Regions from separate parts of the Homo sapiens genome. Here regions 2 and 3 are each linked to region 1. Evidence: chromatin contacts called from ENCODE Hi-C or POLR2A ChIA-PET data. All regions are on one chromosome and are shown on one strand. Each heading gives the region's core, a stretch centred on a gene start or an enhancer-like site at or near the end of the contact. The rest is flanking DNA. Distances are from core to core; before and after follow the strand shown.

Region 1 (4,543 bases), core at 1,183-3,682:
GACTCAAAGTCAAGTGCTCCCATAGACGCCCCACTCGCTGCCATAGTGAAGACCCCCATTTGCCTCCAGAGGTCAAGCTTCCTTGTCCAAGTTGGAAAGTAGACAAGAAAATCCTCAGCCACTTCCCCCATTTCTTTTCTCACTTGCTCCTCATCCCTTCATGTTTGTATTCCCAAGATCTCAGGCTTCTAAGAAAGCTCATCTTAGCCTTCTAAGAAAGCTCATCAAGTTGGGAGTGAGACCTGCCATGGCTGTGGTCATGTCTGTCCTGTCACTCAGGAGGAGCAGAGGCTTCTCCTCCTGGGGACACTCTGCCCTCCCAGGCTCTCCCAGACTTCCCCTACCCACTTGTTTTACAATAGCAGTAACTATCGCACATCATCCTACTCTACTTGAGTCTCAGAATCAGACACATGTCTGTCTCTATAAAATGGGAACGGCGGTGGAGGTGGGACTTTCACAGACAGAGGGGATGGCAGCCCCTAAGAAAGAAGTACAGGTGGCTTCTCTTAATGACTCTTATTCCCAGCAAAGACAAACAGTGATGCCATCATTTGCAGTTGGATTCTGAGGCCCCGCCTACCTGGGAGGCAGGACACATTGGGGACCAGCCATCCTAGTGTGACAAATAATTGAGTTTCATAATGACCTTGTAGAGCCAGATTCCTGGAAATGGCATAAACCTACCTGTGATTGTTGTCAAACTCTAAGATGCTTTGTTACCATTGCTCACTCCAGGAGGGGAAGCCATGGTTCATGAAGTTCATTAGGTGGGTGGTAAACAGGATTTTGGTAGTTGTTGAAGGTTGGGGCTCAAGACCCTCTCTGGAGGCCCAGGCTGGCTGGTTAAAGACATTCTGACCTCCCAACATTAGAGCAACACATCAGAAGGCATTCGAGGCTGTGGGGCTTCTAGAGCCAGAATTCTCAGGTCATCGCCCTCAGCACCAGTGCTGTAGGGTTCCACCTGCCTGCAGCTTGGGGAAGAAGAAAGGCTGGCTGCCCAGAGTCACGGCCTAGCTTGGCTGGGAGGAAGATAGAGGAGCTGTCTCCTCTTCCTCACTTGTCTTCCCTGTGCCTGCTCCTGGTCCAGCTGGGTGAGATGGAAACTATCTCACATGGAGAGATGTTAAGGCAATTCTGGCAAAGCAAGCGCTAATAAAGTGCTGGGAACTTCCCCATCTCTGCCTCTTGAGGGAACTGAGCATGCTCTGAAGGGCATGGCCAGGTTTGCCTTTGGTGGAGGAACCAGAGGCTTGGTTTGGTCTTGGGGCAGGCTGGGCAAAATCGCTGAGTATGAGTGTTTCCTCCTGAGCATCCTCGGGGAGGGGAGCCCCTCCCTTCTCTACATCCTCCCCCACTGGCTCCTTCATTTCCGGGCACTTTGCCTTCTTATTTCTGTTCTCTCCTCTGAACCAGAGAAAGAAAGATGATTAAACGCTTCTGCTATGTGGATGCCCATGACTCACTGGCAGGAATGGCCTCTCCAGGCAGGCTGTGCTTTCTGTCTCCTTCCCTCATTTCACCCTCCACTTTCCCCTCCCCTGCCTTGCCCCTTGCATCAAAATGAAGTCATGTAAGACCAATTCAAATTGATTTCTCTTTTCCTTCTATTAGAATATCAGCTCCATAAAATCAGGATAAGAATTTGTGGTCTGGAGTCTGAAGACAGGGATTGGAGTCCTGGCTTTTCTGCCCACTAGGTGTGGTTTTGAGTGGTTATTTACCTTCCATAAGTCTTTGTTTATTTGGTCATAAAATAGGGAAAATGATAGAGCCAGCCTTTCAGGGTTATTGTGGGGATCAGCGGAAATAATATTAAGTGTGAACTGGTATTGTCTGTAACACATAGTGCATGCCATGAGCCAGGCACCATGGGGATCAGACTGGAATTCGCTCCAGTGTGTAACAGGCAGATCCAGTGACAAAGAAGGAGAGAAATAAGCCAGCCTTGGTACCATCAAAGGAGCACCCAGCCTTCCCCCTGTGCCCCACTGAGCAAATGGCTAATACCACATAGCACAGGCCAGGGGGACAGATGCCTTTGTATGGAAGAGCTAGTACTGGTAGCCAGGGACCTGGCCACACGGGGAGGCACAATTGAATTTTTCCCTTCCATCTGACAGTTCAGGACTGGATGTTACTTTCCAAATGAAAGCGGTTCTGGAAGGTCGTTGGGAACAGTGAATTGTGATTATGCTGGCACATTTTTAATTCTGTCTCATTACAGCTGCTGTTAAGGCTGCATTATAATAATTGCTTTAGTTCTGCTTTGGTATTTGCAGGCTCCTTTAATGTAGCTGTAATCTATGTGTATATTAAAGTAAGCAGAGCCAAAGAGCAGGGGCAGCCTTATTAGACTGGAGAAATGCATGTTGGGGGTGGCGGTGAAGCAGACAGGCAGACGGGAGCAGGGTCCTGGCGGGGGAACCTCGGGACAGCATGCGGAGTGGAAGTTCTGGCCTCAGGCCCAATGCAGACTCACGCTGTGACTTTGAGCAAGTTGAAGCTGCCTGTCTCAGCTCTCCCATCCATTATATGAGTTACAAAGTCTGTCTTGGAGGTGCTTAAAAGTTCTTAGGAGAAAAACCGTTACTGGCAAAGAGCCCAGGGAGATGGCTGCATTGGGCCCTCAGAGCAGCCAGAGTGGAGCCCAGCAGGAGCCTCCTCGGCCGCCCACGGTGGAGCAGCCAGGCGACCCCTCGGCAAGGGACAGTCATCAAATAAATGGCATGCAGACACCCCCAATTCCCAGGGAAAATTTGGCTCTGGTCTTCCTGCGATCACTCCCTGTTCTGGTTTCTTCTTTAAAATTCGGTTTGTTTGAACTGTTGCCACTCCCTGCACGGTCCTGTACACACAGCATTTCAGCCACTTGATGGAGGTCTTACTGCTGTCCTTGAATACTATGGCTCTCCTTTTTCCCCTTCAAGGGCAGTGGGTGTCAGTTTCAAGGACAGAATGCAAGGGCTGTCCTGGACCAGACCACTCACCAAGTACTCACTATGAACGGCATTCACCTCCTAGCTGTTATTTTGGGATAGGAATTCATATTGTGCTCACACCAGTCATATGAGCTAAGTAGCAGTATCATCTCCTTTATTTTATTTTAGTTTTTGAGACAAAGTCTTGCTCTGTCACTCAAGCTGGAGTGCAGTGGCGTGATCTCAGCTCACTGCAACCTCCACCTCCCAGGTTCAAGCAATTCTCCTGCCTCATCCTCCCAAATAGCTGGGACTGACTATAGCTGCACCACTACACCTGGCTAATTTTTTTTGGTCTTTTTAGTAGATACAGGGTTTCACTATGTTGGCCAGGCTGGTCTTGAACTCCAGGCCTCAAGGGATCTGCCAGCCTTGGCTTCCCAAAGTGCTAGGATTACAGGTGTGAACCACTGTGCCTGGCCTCATGTTCTTTATAGATGAGTGAACTGAGGCCAGTGAAGTCCCACATACCTAGTGAGTGGCAGAGCTAGACATGGAGCCCAGACCATGCAGAGGCTGACCCACGATTTTAGCACTACCTCAGGCTGCCTCCCCCTCGTCCTCTCTCCCTCCTCAAGAATCATCCATTTTTCTGTGCTGATTCAGAGCTCGCCACTGAATTCAGATTGGTCTGGGGATCAGTGGAAGGATCAGAAGGTTCTCTCAGGACCAGAGACACAGGCCTGGGTAGATGCATGGGAAGAGACCACGGCCAAAGTGTGGACAAGGGCAAATCAGAGCCATTGAACAAAACGTGTCTTTGGCTCCTCAGCTCTCCCAAATGATGCCTTTGCCTTGTAACAGTGGGTGTTGCAAAGGGAGTGAGAATGAGGCAGAACTCTTGGTGTTCCTATGCACCTGTACCCCCCACCTTGTACGTGGGCCATGAAACACCCAGATATTCCCAGAAGGATTCCTGTTTTGCCTCTTCCCATTTCTAAAGACTTCTACATGAAGAAGATTTCAGACTTTCTCAGCACCTTGCCCTATTGCTTCTGCAGGGAGAATACTCTTCATCGTATGCAACTGAAATGCAGCCTGCTACAGCTCAAAATCTACCAGGTTCATTGAATCCCAATGTTTAAGGGAACTTAAACATTCCTCCCACTGCAGAAATTCCTTTCAAGCACCTCTGATTGTTGCCCCATAGCCTTGGGTCTAAGATGCAGGAAGATGGGTGCCAACCCACCCCCTTCCTTCTCACCAGATAGCCTGTTTCATTTCTTGAATAGTTCTAATAATTAAAACGTTCTTCTTTACTTTGGATCAATGTCTCCCTCCTGATACCTTCCACCAATTAATCCTAGTTTGATCTCCTGGAATTAATCCATTCCGTTTTTCAAGTGATAGTATTCTGAATTTATGAAGGCAGAAGTTCCTCTGGAGTCTTCTTTATCCTTCAGCATCCTTCAGTTCTTTTTCTGTTACTTCTATTCAGATATTCCTCAAAGAGAAAAAACATATCAAAAGGTCCTAGATTGTCTCCAGCATAAATTAGTCTCATGCAAATGTTTCCTCTTCTTCATCTACTGTATTCCAGTCCAAATGTTTGGGTAACT
Region 2 (4,543 bases), core at 877-3,376, 51 kb after region 1:
GGTGTTTGAACCAGAGCAACTCCATCTTGAACAGGGGCTGGGTAAAATGAGGCTGAGACTTACCAGGCTGCATTCCCAGACAGTTAAGGCATTCTAAGTCACAGGATGAGATAGGAGGTCAGCACAAAATACAGGTCATAAAGACCTTGCCGATAAAACAGATTGCAGTAAAGAAGCCGGCTAAAACCCACCAAAACCAAGGTGGCCACGAGGGTGACCTCTGGTCGCCCTCACTGCTACACTCCCATCAGCACCATGACAGTTTACAAATGCCATGGCAACGTCAGGAAGTTACCCTATATGGTCTGAAAGGGGGAGGCATCAATAATCCACTCCTTGTTTAGCATATCATCAAGAAATAACCATAAAAATCGGCAAACAGCAGCCCTCAGGGCTGCTCTGTCTTTGGAGTAGCCATTCTTTATTCTTTTACTTTCCTAATAAACTTGCTTTCACTATAGGGATTTGCCCTGAATGCTTTCTTGCACAAGATCCAAGAACCCTATCTTGGGGTGTGGATTGGGACCCCTTTCCAGTAACACTATTATGATAATCTATCCATCAGTAAGAGAGAGAGAGAGAAATAGAGACAGAGAGAGAGACTTGTTCAGTGTTTGTCGTAGTTCAGCACAGTCATTAAGTGTGTAGGTTTTGGAATCAGAGAAACCTGGGCTTACATCCCCGCTCTTTGATCTCTATCACTTTCCATTTGTCCAATTACTGTTTTAAGCCTCAGTATATTTATCTATAAAATGGGTATAATAATGGTAACTATAGACTAGAACTGGATCCTGAGAATTGAATGCCAGTAATGTATGTGAGTGACACAGACATCATTTCTCTGAGGAAATCCCTTCATGTCCTGGGAGGTGATGACTCTTGGGCATGGGTTATTGGAAATCAGGGTTTACAATCCCACTCAGCACTTGTATTGTCTTCTTTATCTCTTCCAAGTATCTTAACATCCCATTTTCTAAGGGACCTAATTTTTTTTTAATTGATAGACTACAGCAGACTAAGATCACTTAGGAAAACTTGCCTTCAGTATCAGCTTGATTTTATTACATGATCTTCTTTACATACCTGGTCCTGTGGTCCAGTGCTATAAAGAAAACAATGGTCGATGACGTTTGGTTGGGCAGGCCTATCCATTTATATATTTGGAACCTAGGTGATGAGGGGGCTGCAGAGATAAATGAGTAAGCTGCACTTTTGCAAGGGAGGGTGGGTCTCTGAAAGCTCTCCTAAGGTTCAAATACTGATGGCCCGAGGCTGTTGATCTTATCTAGTTCAGGAGATGTTTTTCCATAAAGTAAATCATGATTCACTGCATGAATTCCTATGCACTGAATATTGTAGAAAGAACTGATGACCCTGAAAAACTGGAAATGTTAACCCTCTTCCTAGATGGGCTAGGTGTCATCCTGCCAAGAGACAGAGAAGGAGATTCTAAGTCAAGAAAAAGCTCATTAAGTACAGATATTTCCTCATGTTGTGCATGGAGACCTTGAATCACAGTCAGACCAGCCCTAACATTTGCAGAGCTGCAGAGGGTGAGGGTATGAATGGAGGCCTAGACATCAAATGCTTATATTTAAATAAACTTTGTTCCATCCTTGTACCTTGGCAAATATACCTTCAAAGCAATAAAATTAGTGGGGCAGGGGGAGTGAAATCTATGCCTTATACATGACTGAAAGTTGGTAAAAATATAAATAACTGGATTTCATAATTATTTCAACCCTGCAGGAGTTTTGTTAATGGGCTGACATGTTTGAATGAGTAATAAAGACATACACAGTTCATGTAAAACTTGAGCATTTATCTAATTACTGTGTATCCAGCATTGAGTTCAGAATCAAAGAAATAGAAGACCTGGTCTATTTCTGAGTTAAGGAGACAGGACATAAAAAGGTGAAATTATTAGGGGATAAAATTATTACATACATATCAGCATTGATTCTATTAAAATAAAGTGCTAAGTGGTGCATTACTGGCAATGAAAGGCTAAGGCCACCCAAGATAAGGTGCTAATTAGATGGCAAAGCCGAGAAAGGCAGACAGTGCTGGGAAAGGTTAAATAGTATCACATCCCACCCCAGAAGTCATGTGTGAATTTGATGAGTCACAGAACCAATGGGCTTGTCCAGCCCTCACCAGCATCCATGACTCAGGGTCACCTCGACATCCTTTACTTATCTCCCATATGTCATAACTTTCAAGGTGGAACAAAAACTTGGCTTTGTTGTGAATAATGGAAAGGAGGAGAAAAGGCAATCACTGTAGCCGGTGATGAAAATAGTGGAAAAATGAGGAGGTAGAAGAAAAGAACTGGGGACTCCTAACAAAAAAAAAAAAAAAAAACCCAAAACAATAGTTTTTGAAATGACTTTAATCTTACTGATCTAGAATGAAGGGTTTTAAAGGATCACATATTGTATTGTAGACTTCCTTGCACTCGGCCGCATACCCTCTTGACCCACCTTTCCACCCCAGCTGTTGCCACAGCAACCAGGTGGCATGCACGTGGAGCCTGATAGTGTCTGCTTCAGGGACACTGCGCTCCCCTTGCCTCTTCCCCCGGGGCTCCTCTGCTTCTACATGGAGGGCAGGGGGTGCCTGGGGGAAACCACTCAGCTTTTCCAACTCACTTGCAAACTTAGAAGTGTGAGGAATAAACAGCCCACGGCAAACTTTCTGCAGTGGGGAGTGGGAGCCAGTGGATGGTTTCTGAGGTGGCTTCTACATTACTAGAGGGTCCAAGAGGGGTCAGAGTCCTGGTCCCCCACAGCGAGGGCCAGCTTGAAAATATCCCCTTGAACTGGCTTGTCCTCACTTCCCTACCTTCCACTCCTGTTCCTCAGGACTGCTTCCCAAAATAAGCCCCCTGCTCACAACCCCTTGTCTCACTTCTGCTTTTAGGGGGAACTCAGGCCCTTATAAATTTTAGTTATCTATTTTTGTACTCTTTGGAAAGCTGTGTTCTATCTACATGTGTATTTCAAGACTTGGGCAGTTGAGAAATTCTTGTACCTACTTTACCCGTTCATTTAAAAAACATTTATAGGGCAACTACTATGTGCTTGGAGTTGTCCCATCAGCAAGGGTTAGAGAGATCATATGTAGAGTTTTCAGAAGCCTGCTACCCAATAGTAAAAGCTACCATCTGTCACAAACTTACAGGATGGCAGGACCTGCTCTAAGTGCTTTGTAATCCTTGCCTCACTTGATCCTCACGAGAGCTGTATGAGGATACCCTCAGCAGCCCTGCATTATTATTCTCATCTTTACAGGTGAGGAAGCCACGATTTAGAGACAGTTGGGAACTCCAGGTAAAAGCTGGCCAGAGAAGGGCAGAGTTTGAACCAGGCCGTGGTCTTCACCATCACACTGTGTAGAGAGTATGTTCCAGATACAAAAGGAGGATGGAGAACGGGTCCTAGGGGTAGAAGTCCTAGCTGTCTGCCCAGGGGGGCTGCTCTCACAGCTCTGAGTCAGTGGCATCTCCACCCTGCCTTGCCCACAGAAATTCACAAAACAGCAGGCAAACCAAAGCAGAAGGAAGGATTGGCAGGGTACTGTGGAGTTGGGGCAGTTCAGCACAGCCAATGCCCTTTTTTGTTAAGGAAACAGGATGTTTCCTATGGTGAGGGATGTGATCCTAATGAATCAGGGGGAGCACACATCCCTACTGACCTGCCAGCCACCTCTCCCAGGGCCTCTGTTTCTTTCTCCCCCAAGCCCTGCCTCTGAATTGCTGGAGTTTGGAGAGGCTTAAGTAGGTAATGAGCAGGAACTTGGAAGGTGAGTGATATAGTGGCTGGTCTGGTCTGGACTTGGATGTGGAGTAGGGATAAGAAGGACCTCTCTTCTGCGTGTAGGTGCATGAGGAGCATGACTTCTTCCTCTCCTGCATCTTAGAGGGATCATCAAGCCTTCATTAGAATCAGCCAGCATCCTTCTAGGCATCACAAGAAGCTGTCGTTTATGGCTTCGAAGGGAGCTGCTATCTTGATCAAGGACCAGTGCTGAGAATATGGTGTGTATCCCCTGAGGATGAGTTCTCTGCTTTCCTGGTAAATTGATCATTGATCAAAACCAAGGCATATAGAAAACTACAGGTTATATTTTTAAACAACCTTGGTTGCATTCATTCCTAGATAATAAATAGTTTCTCCCAGGGCACTGTGGGATGTGAATGCCATGACTTTCACTTGGGCCTGAAAACTCTTCACCACAGCAGGTGGTGTGGGAACCAGGCAGCACATGCCTGGCACAGAGTTAGCAAAAGGCAGGTCCTTACTCTCACCCTTTAAATCCTCCCCATTTCTCTCCTCTGATACTTCCCCTCCTTATACTTCCTTCTGTCCTAACTCTGTAGATTTGCACTGCCTTTTTTCCACCTCTGCTTCTTTTTAGTCTTTGCTTTCTTCCCTAATCTGTCCCAAAGCTAGTTCAGGAAAATTAGGACCTTCCACAAAATGATTCATATTGAGTGTAAATAGTCAATAGTGTATTTTTTAAAGAAGGCTTTCGGCCAAAA
Region 3 (4,543 bases), core at 1,418-3,917, 36 kb before region 1:
TCCCAGCTTGCAGTAGCAAACCAAGTCACTTAAATACTTACTACATCTAGGGACTATAGTGAAACTTTGGATTGGAGGGCTCTGAAGCAGAGATGCTTAGAACACTTTTGCTCCCACAGATAAGCACTTTCTCTCTCTCTTTTCAGCATCTTAGGAGCTAGGTACTATTATTATTCTTAATTTACAATATAAGATAACTGAAGCACAAGAGGTTGGGCAACTTGCCCAATCAGAATCGCCTGGAGCCTAGGACTTTTCCTGAACTCTGTTGCAGATTGCATTGTGATTTAGAGATGGGCCGTGGCCCCACAGTCTGCTTTAGCAAGCCCTCAAGGAGATTCTGATGCAGGTGGCACCATGAGTCACTGTGCCGTCATTGACATGGAAAACAATTACCTGGAGACTTAGACTGACTGTGTCTCATCTCATCGCCATGTTCCTTTCACTGACCCCTGAGGGATGAGGGATATGACCCTTTCCCACTCAATGTCTCTCAAGTCCTGTAAACCTAGAACGAAGCTATACTGAGGGTACCTCCAACAGGTTTTGACATGAGTCCCTTTGATAAATTGGGAAACTGCTAAAAACCTCATAAACAAGGGCTCCAATCACCCTGCATCAGCCTAGTGAATGAGATTATCTTTTCCTCTCCATATAACCACCTTAGAAATAAAATAAATGAAATTGAAAGAGGAAATTGTGGCCAAGTGCTGAGGCAGGTGGAACACCTGACATCAGGAGTTCGAGACCAGCCTGACCAACATGGTGAAACCCTGTCTCTACTGAAAAATACAAAAATTAGCTGAGCATGGTGTTGGGCGCCTGTAATCCCAGCTACTCGGGAGGCTGAAGCAGGAGAATTGCTTGAACCTGGGAGGCGGAGGTTGCGGTGAGCTCAGATTGCACCATTGCACTCCAGCCTGGGCAACAGAGCAAGACTCCATCTCAAAAAAAAAAAAAAAAAAAAAAAAAAAAAAAAAAAAAAAAAAAAGGAAATCATGAAAGGAGCCCACTTCCACTCAGATAGGGTGGTGTGCAGAGGTTAGAATTCATGAGGACCATATGATGATATGCTGGTCCAGGTGACCAGGAAAGAGGTTGGAGGAAAGGCATCTCAGTCCTATTAGAGGTCTAGGGTCCTGTCCCAGTGGGAGAAATCGCAGGGCCTTTGGAGAGAAACAGCTCAGACACCAGTGCTAAATAGACCTGGCTCAAGTTCTGGCTCATTGGCCGTATGGCCCTAGGCCAGTGACTTAACACCTCTAGCCTCAGTTTCTTTATCTCTAAAGTGAGAATAATAATACTTACTCTGCTGTATAGTGTATGGATTAGAGACAACAAGGTCACCTTGCTCAACATAGAGTCAGCCCTGAACCTATTAGCAAGGTCTGAGGTTTCCAAGGGTTTTCAAGGGCATGGCTGGGAAGAAGTTGGCATTCAGCCTTCCCATCACCTAGCATCGAAAATCCTCCTTGGGAAGCCCAGGGGAGAGTTCTGGCTCAAACACTGACTCACCAAGTGGGAATAAATACTTACGAGAGTCAGGCAATCTCCCCAGATTTCTTCCCTACCCTTTGGCTCTACTCCCCTCTTTTCATAGTTGACATTTAACGATATTCTGCGGAGAGGGGCTCAGCATTTAAAAAGATTCAATGGAAGGATCCAGAAGCAGGGAACCTGGGAGAACTTTTTAGCTGATGTTAAAAGTGCAAGATGAAAAGTGCTTTCGAGCCTGAAATTGAGTAACTATTGAGATTTGCTTCTGAGCCTGTGATTTGGTGTTGGCATATTTATAGGAGACCCTGGACTATTGAAGGGTGTGCAGGCTGGGCCACTTGCCAAGAAAGCCCTGGCTCAGTTCCTTCTGGAGCCTGCCAAGTTTTTGCTGCCCTAGGTTGTAGCCTTGAAGCTGAGGGACTTTCAGAGGCCCCAAGATAGCCCTAGGAAAAGAATGTCAAAAGCAATAGCAACGACTATCTAGCAAAGCATTGTGATAAATGCATTATCTTATCTTCACAGCCATCCTATGAATTAGATAGTATGGTGGTATCTTATATTAATTAAACAGCACTGGGAAGCAGAGTGCATAATAATGAGTCCTGATTTTTACTCACTGTGTAAACTTGGCAAGTTATTACCCTCTCAAAGCCTCGGTTTCCTCACCTGAAAAATGGGGATAGATGTATCTATCTCATAAAATTATTTATTTGAGATTTTCCAGATAAAGCAGGTAGCCAATATCAAGCATATGGTATAACACTCAGTAAATATTAGGCATTGTTATCTCTATTTTATAGATGCAGACACTGAAGCTTTAATGAAGTCAGTGGTGTGCCCAAAGTCACCTAGGCAGGGAGAGCAGGAGCCAGAACTCAAACTCAAGTATGTTTGACTGTGATGCCTTTGTTCTTAATCACTGGGTATGCTGCCTGAGCTGAAAAATTTCTGCAGGAGGTTTTGCTCAGTGGGAATTATAGCAGAGGTTTGGATTATGGTCTCTTTTTAAATTCTTAAAGAAGCAAGAACATCTAGACTAGAAGCATGGAGGAGAGAGGGTGCTGGAGCAGCCAGGCTGTGCTAGGAGAGTGGCTGTCCATGAGGATGTGTTTTCAGTGTTGGGCATGGTTGTTCTCTGCTCTGGGTCATTCTAGGTGGGCAGCCACCCAGAGAGGATGTGTTGTCAGTGTACTCCCTTCATTTTGACTTGCTCCATAACCATAATCTTAGGAAAGGGTGTCAGAAAGGATTAGATTTAGTATCACTGTATTGGAATGTGGAATTTCCAGTTTCAGGTGAAAGAGGCTATACCGGAAGGAGGTACTTTTTCTCTGTCCATCAGCCTGCCTCGCTCTTTCTCCTTTCCCTCTTCTACTGTCTCTCTCTTTCTCTCTCTCCCTGCCTCTTATTCTTGCTGTTTCTCAGAATGCCTATGAAAAAAAACAGCTAGTCCACAGCCTGGTGTCTTAGATGCCAATTCTTGGAGCAGTGGATTGCAACTAGATCTGTGCTTCTCAAACTCTCTTGGATGATGGGACAGAGTTTTTCTTTTCTTTTTTTTTTATTACTATTATACTTTAAGTTTTAGGGTACATGTGCACAATGTGCAGGTTAGTTACATATGTATACATGTGCCATGCTGGTGTGCTGCACCCATTAACTCATCAATTAGCATTAGGTATATCTCCTAAAGCTATCCCTCCCCCCTCCCCCCACCCCACAACAGTCCCCAGAGTGTGATGTTCCCCTTCCTGTGTCCATGTGTTCTCATTGTTCAATTCCTACCTATGAGTGAGAATATGTGGTGTTTGGTTTTTTGTCCTTCTGATAGTTTACTGAGAATGATGATTTCCAATTTCATCCATGTCCCTACAAAGGACATGAACTCATCATTTTTTATGGCTGCATAGTATTCCATCGTATATATGTGCCACATTTTCTTAATCCAGTCTATCATTGTTGGGCATTTGGGTTGGTTCCAAGTCTTTGCTATTGTGAATAGTGCCACAATAAACATATGTGTGCATGTGTCTTTATAGCAGCATGATTTATAGTCCTTTGGGTATATACCCAGTAATGGGATGGCTGGGTCAAATGGTATTTCTAGTTCTAGATCCCTGAGGAATAGCCACACTGACTTTCACAATGGTTGAACTAGTTTACAGTCCCACCAACAGTGTAAAAGTGTTCCTATTTCTCCACATCCTCTCCAGCACCTGTTGTTTCCTGACTTTTTAATGATTGCCATTCTAACTGGTGTGAGATGGTATCTCATTGTGGTTTTGATTTGCATTTCTCTGATGGCCTGTGATGAAGAGCATTTTTTCATGTGTTTTTTGGCTGCATAAATGCCTTCTTTTGAGAAGTGTCTGTTCATGTCCTTTGCCCACTTTTTGATGGGGTTGTTTGTTTTTTTCTTGTAAATTTGTTTGAGTTCATTGTAGATTCTGGATATTAGCCCTTTGTCAGATGAGTAGATTGCAAAAATTTTCTCCCATTCTGTAGGTTGCCTGTTCACTCTGATGGTAGTTTCTTTTGCTGTGCAGAATCTCTTTAGTTTAATTAGATTCCATTTGTCAATTTTGGCTTTTGTTGCCATTGTTTTTGGTGTTTTAGACATGAAGTCCTTGCCCATGCCTATGTCCTGAATGGTATTGCCTAGGTTTTCTTCTAGGGTTTTTATGGTTTTAGGTCTAACATGTAAGTCTTTAATCCATCTTGAATTAATTTTTGTATAAAGTGTAAGGAAGGGATCCAGTTTCAGCTTTCTACATATGGCTAGCCAGTTTTCCCAGCACCATTTATTAAATAGGGAATCCTTTCCCCATTTCTTGTTTTTGTCAGTTTTGTCAAAGATCAGATAGTTGTAGATATGCGGTGTTATTTCTGAGGACTCTGTTCTGTTCTGTTCCATTGATCTGTATCTCTGTTTTGGTACCAGTGCCATGCTGTTTTGGTTACTGTAGCCTTGTAGCATAGTTTGAAGTCAGGTAGCATGATGCCTCCAGCTTTGTTCTTCTGGCTTAGGATTGACTTGGTGATGCGG

What was found. A loop is a pair of places that touch in the nucleus more often than their neighbours do. ChIA-PET counts read pairs that join two places held with the same protein, here RNA polymerase II (POLR2A). Pooled maps may share reads with other maps.
Region 2: a map of PC-9 shows a loop between it and region 1 (6-fold over the local background). The contact joins two enhancer-like sites. A Hi-C loop is called at or near these places in 2 of 168 maps with a recorded cell type or tissue (PC-3 and PC-9) and 1 of 50 pooled maps. POLR2A ChIA-PET finds 5 or more read pairs at or near these places in 1 of 52 experiments (K562).
Region 3: a loop to region 1 is called in a map of PC-9, with 6 times the contacts of the local background. The contact joins two enhancer-like sites. A Hi-C loop is called at or near these places in 5 of 168 maps with a recorded cell type or tissue (HepG2, PC-9, aorta and 2 more) and 5 of 50 pooled maps.

The regions. Positions count from the first base shown.
Region 1 is chr7:132,064,424-132,068,966 of GRCh38, forward strand. No RefSeq gene overlaps it. Among named protein-coding and RNA genes, the nearest start is that of PLXNA4-AS2, 190 kb to the right of the region's middle. RefSeq lists a silencer at 1-48. Within about 2 kb of position 2,433, at least 16 of the 41 ENCODE cell types and tissues checked have a DNase peak (open chromatin) inside an H3K27ac peak, as active enhancers do; they include PC-9, where a contact is called at or near this core.
Region 2 is chr7:132,115,250-132,119,792 of GRCh38, forward strand. No RefSeq gene overlaps it. Among named protein-coding and RNA genes, the nearest start is that of PLXNA4-AS2, 140 kb to the right of the region's middle. Within about 2 kb of position 2,127, at least 3 of the 41 ENCODE cell types and tissues checked have a DNase peak (open chromatin) inside an H3K27ac peak, as active enhancers do; they include PC-9, where a contact is called at or near this core.
Region 3 is chr7:132,028,369-132,032,911 of GRCh38, forward strand. No RefSeq gene overlaps it. Among named protein-coding and RNA genes, the nearest start is that of PLXNA4-AS2, 230 kb to the right of the region's middle. Within about 2 kb of position 2,668, at least 5 of the 41 ENCODE cell types and tissues checked have a DNase peak (open chromatin) inside an H3K27ac peak, as active enhancers do; they include PC-9, where a contact is called at or near this core.